Regions from separate parts of the Mus musculus genome. Here region 2 is linked to region 1. Evidence: chromatin loops called from intact Hi-C (ENCODE). Cell type or tissue: heart. All regions are shown on one strand.

Region 1 (2,500 bases):
ACTTTCGAGATGCTACAGAAAAGACACTGAGATGCTAAATGAGACCCAAAGACAAGCTAGCATTATTACTGTGTTGTGTATTGGGGAGCATTCCCCTGCAGTAGCTGCTCAGAGGACCTTGCATCAGCTGCAGGCACCCTGGCTGCTTTTCTACTGATTATGACTCATCTTCCAGATGGATGGACAGCTTGGCCCAGACTAAGTGACTGCTCCTGACACTTTAACCCAGTTCTGAGTCCCTGTGCATCCCATGGCTGTGCTCTCACTGTTCCAGGGTTCACCTTTGAACCCTCACATATGTTCAGAGTGCTTCCTACTGAGTTAACATGCAGATCACATAGCCTAGGGAGCATCAGAACACTCAAACCACACTTCTTCCCATTCCTCAGACAGAGGGACACAGCAACCTGAGAGTGTACTCGGATCCTCTGGCTCCTCCCCTTATGACTTCCAGGGCTCTGGAGGAAAGGTGGGGCTGCTTTATTTCAAAGACTTACTCTCTGGCTAGTCCTCTCATCTAACCCAGCTTGCCCCCTTCTCCTGCATTCCTGCCCTTATGTCACTTTAAAGTTGCTTCTGAGTCCTTGAAGTGCAGTTTATTTCACCTAGAACATTCCCTACCCCATCCCTGTCACTGAGTTCAAACTACTCCCCTTTCCCAACTTCATTGGAACAGGACAGCCTCAGGGCCTCTGCTCTCCTTCCCTAGTGCAGCTTCCCCACCCCAGGTCTGCTCTTAAGTGTCACCTTTCTCTTAAGTGTCACCTTTCTCTTACTGATTGCTGTCCTTTCTACTCCATATTCTGGAGCTCTCTGAAGGTAAGGGGGATGTCTGGCACTCTAATAGTAAGCATACTCAAATAAAGGGGTATTTGATTTCTCAGATAAAGTTATCAAAGATATGATCACTGTCAGCATGGAGTGAATTATTTTATAAATGAGAATGAGCAGTGCTCAAATTTGTACCAGAGACCCCAGATGTTTAAAGGGTCCGGAAGTAAGAGAGGGATTACTTTGCAAGATCCACAGGGAGAAGACAGAGGCTTTCAAATTGCCTAGGTGGTAAGGACTGATAGAAAGCATAAAAAGATACCAGTGGAGAGGCCGCCAATATCCTGCAGTCCCCAGGCCTGGCTCAGGAGGAGCCAACACAGCTTAGAAACCAGCCCTAAGATCTGCATCTCTGCCATTGGCCAGCTGGAGATCCTAAAGGAGTCACCATTTAAAAAGCTCATCAGACATTACCTCCCAGCTGTCTCTTTCCCTAACTAAGCAGTCTTGTTTTCCCTCCTGGACTCAGCCTATGCCTTGTAAACATGACCTCTGCGGGTCCCACAGCGCCACCCCGAGCCAGATGCCCGCACCTACCACAGTTGCGGCTTCTCAATCCAGCGTTTGCAGCCTTGATGCTCCCAGTAGGCTTTCAGAGCTGCCTGTACAAGGCAGGGACTTCTGGTTTTGTGCTCCTGCTCAGGGGCGGGGAGACAGGCTGCTTCTGGCTCTGGCGACCACAGCAGGAAGAGGATGAGTGGGGGTTGGGAAAAAACTGGGTCCTTAGAGAAAGTGAAAGTAGCAGGAGTTTTCGCTGTGCACCAAGGGAGAATGTCAGGGATTTTAATAAAACTCTGGGCCTGCGGGGTGGCAAGTGGTAGATGTGAAGGGTGCCCCGTGTCTAAATCCATTTCCACACACCCAGCCTCCTCTCCTGGCAAACACTAACCCATTTTCTGGCTTTTTTAACCAGTCATGAGCACTTTGTTTAAACAGAGTATGCAATCATGTGTGTGGTCTTTTGCTAAACAGATGTTTCTGAGGCTCAGCCTTAAGTGTTCAAGGTGGCAGTGACCGGGGCACAGGCGACAGGCTTGCCACACGATGTGAGCTGTGGGCATTGGAATATGTTTAAAAAAAAAAAAAAAAAAAAAAAACTCAACTCAAGTGAAACCACCATTCTTGACTTTGCCAGAGAAAGAAATTTCTGAAAGAGATCGTATGAGATGGAGTTGGATTTATTGAGAAGCAAACACAAATATATTTTTAAAAAGTAATACAGAAAGGGAAGAAAAGTAGGAAAAGAGAGAATGAGACACACCTAAGCATGCAGGGCTCTCAAGACGAGCATGGCTGCAGTGACTCAGCAGTAGCCTCATGTGTGGCTTTGGTGGCTCTCAGATGCTACATCTTACAAAGTTGCTGAGAAAACCTCATTCTCCTTTGTAGTTAATAGAGATTCAGTATTTCTTTGTTCAGTTATTTAAGGACAAGCTTTTAAAATGACAAAGAATGAAACTATACGAGGCCAAACGCATAAGTAGAACTTCAACATAGGAAGCCTTGGTGGGAAACAGGAAAGAACATTAGGAAGACTTCTCAGACACAGGAGAGGCTCACCCTGTCTATAGGATGAGTCACCCATTTTGCTAACCTTGAGAGTCCATTCAATTTTAAACCCTGTGGTATACTCAATCTAGAAAGCTTTCTTTCCCACGTGTTCTCCTTG
Region 2 (2,500 bases), 70 kb before region 1:
CTCCTCCTGGGGCTGACTACCAAGATCCAGCTATCAAAGTATTGAAGTCCATCAATAAAAAGCTTCTTATGATTAACCTAATTAACATGCTCAATTATGATTAAACAGATCACCCTACCATGGGGTTTCCCCCCTTGACCTTTGTAAGCCATCATCTGCTGTGGGCCCTGTCTGTCTCCTCTCTATCCAGAGGCAGTCCTTTGTCCCCTTTCTCCTTGTTCCTTTCCCATTCTTCCTAGTTCTCTGGCTCCTGTCTTTGTCTTTTATTCCCTGGCCTGTGTTCTTCTGGGGCTAATAAATTTCCTTTGTGCTGAGAATGTGGTCTTAGGTGTCTTCAGCTGATTCCATGTGTCTCTAAAGTTTGTCCTTCAGAGCCTAGTTTATTTCACATCACACACAAACCTCATGAAAAGTGATAATAAAGGCAAATTTTTTCCACAATTGTACCCTCTAGGTAAAACTTTTTTATTTTATAACACATTATCCAATTTCGGGTGGGTGTGCAAGCATATGGGCACACCCAGCGTGTTCATCACATACAGTGAACCTCGGGACATCAGAGAACACCCTTGCTAAAGTAGGTTCTTTCCTTCCACCATGTGGGTCCAGGCAACTGAACACAGGTTGTCAGTGTTGGTGAAAGGCACCTTTACCCATTGAACCATCTCCCTGGCTGTCAAAGATCATCTTTGACACCACAGTGTAAACTTAGGCAGGCAGTGAGGTGTGAAGTAGGTGATTGGGGTCAGTGCTGATGGGAATCAGCACTAAGAGGGGCTGATGGGAGTCTATCCAGACAGTGACTGACAGGGACTGCTGCCTACGACAGGTAGCGATTACAGAAATTATTAAGCAGACATTTTTTTTCCCTCTGAGGGAAAAAAAAAACTTGATTCACTGAAGCTGCCATTCCCTGCATCCAGTCAAATGCTCTAAACTCTTTTAACTCTTCGGGGCTGGTGTGTAAGAAAAGGAAAGAGAGAAAATTCATGTGACCTCACACATGCTCTGCCACTGAGCTACAAGTCAGGCCCTTTAAATTTGTTTTTAAGAACTTATTTTTAACTTGTTATAATAACCCCAAGTCCTCAAACTAACCAAGGGTTCGCTACAGTGGTGTGAGGATGCTGTTTGACAGTGGGCAATTTTGGACCCTGTATTGTGGTTGTAGTTAACAAGGCAATCCTAGAAAAGTCTTATTAGTCCAGTGACTTGAGGGACCAGTCACAAGAACAGGAGTACCAGCCTCTCAGGGTTTCTTCTAGCTCTTTCATTGTCTTCTGCAGACCACAGCACACATTACTGTTTGAGCAGCATAGCTCACCTGCTCCCTCCAGGGGGCAGACACTCACCCTTGTATAACAAACAGGCCTGACTCTGGGCTGTCCAGATCCCTGACATTCAGATGCCAGATTCAGAGACACTCATCTTCTCTCAGGCAGCTAGAATCCCACAATCCACTGATGCCTGGAAAATGCTCATGGCAAACACATTTAGATTCCCCCCCCCCCCTCTTAACACTAAGCCTTCTTTCACTGTCTCAAGTTGAAGCACTGGCTTTTTTTTTTTTCCCTTGTTTGTTTGCCTGATCCTGCCTCTGACTACACAATTAACTCCTTTCCTTTTTCCCTGCTCTCTTCTCAGTGCTCCTTCTCTGGCTGCTGGAATTTTACTCTCAGACCAAAGTTTGACCCAGAAAACTTAGAAATGCTCTATACTTAGAATCTATTTTATTATGGGGAGATGTGCTGGACAAGGATCTGGGAGAGAGGTATAAAGTTCCTCTGGACTTTCTAGGCATCTTGCCTCATGCTATTGTGATGTGCTCACCAAATCAGAAGGGTCCATGAAGCATGGATTTCAGGTGGTCATTGCTTTAGACTAAGTTTCTGCACTAGGCCTCAATATACTGAACTTAAAATCAAAATGGGGTCACCTAGCCTAAAATTCCAAACAGGACCTACTTGGTTTCTGGTTTTCCAAGAAAAGGAAGTGAAAATACTCACAACCAAATGTCCCAGGCAGTTCTCTTTGAATCAACAGAAGACAAAGTTCCTCTGCTCTAATTCTCACAAAAAGAAATCTGATGGCCCTCAGTCATTTTTCTCAAACTTTGAACTTAATCTACTAGACACAGTCAATATCTCACCTTTAAACTCTGTATATGCCTACCATGGGTGATGTCTACTAATAAACACCATGGCATGCCCAGAGACCCTTTTATGCATAACCAGAGAAACTCCCTTCACATTGGAAAGCCCAGTAGAATTTTAAAGATTTTTTATGAAAATATGTAAGCTATGACTTCACACTTAGAGACTCTCATCTGCAGGGCAGACAGGTAGACTTGCTCAGAGAAATGGGGAGCTAAAGAGACAAATTTAAAATAAGACATCTGAGGATGACAAAGTTACTATCCATCCTCTGGGTCAACTGGTATGACTGACAGAGACTTTCAGAAACACTAGGCCAGGTTGCCTCAGTTGGATAGAATATAAGC

The links. A loop is a pair of places that touch in the nucleus more often than their neighbours do. Peaks named below come from ENCODE experiments on the same cell type or tissue, not always from the same donor. Only the 100,000 strongest peaks of a DNase experiment are listed, where the experiment ranks them.
Region 2: it touches region 1 in a loop (1.9-fold over the local background); 22 of 42 quality-filtered maps call a loop at or near these places.

Annotation. Positions count from the first base shown.
Region 1 is chr13:33,003,564-33,006,063 of GRCm38, reverse strand. It overlaps Serpinb9 (serine (or cysteine) peptidase inhibitor, clade B, member 9), which reads right to left and starts at 1,523. Exons shown (of 7, transcript NM_009256.3): 1 at 1,369-1,523. Gm36181 (a long non-coding RNA gene) reads left to right here and starts at 257. Exons shown (of 3, transcript XR_382177.2): 1 at 257-469. In heart, CTCF peaks have their summits at 1,141 and 1,343; DNase peaks (open chromatin) are centred at 363 and 1,413; H3K4me3 peaks cover 1,029 bases; H3K27ac peaks cover 2,066 bases.
Region 2 is chr13:33,073,071-33,075,570 of GRCm38, reverse strand. No RefSeq gene overlaps it. Among named protein-coding and RNA genes, the nearest start is that of Serpinb1b, 9.8 kb to the left of the region's middle. In heart, CTCF peaks have their summits at 1,130 and 1,331 (motif pointing right); no DNase peak of the experiment used is centred here.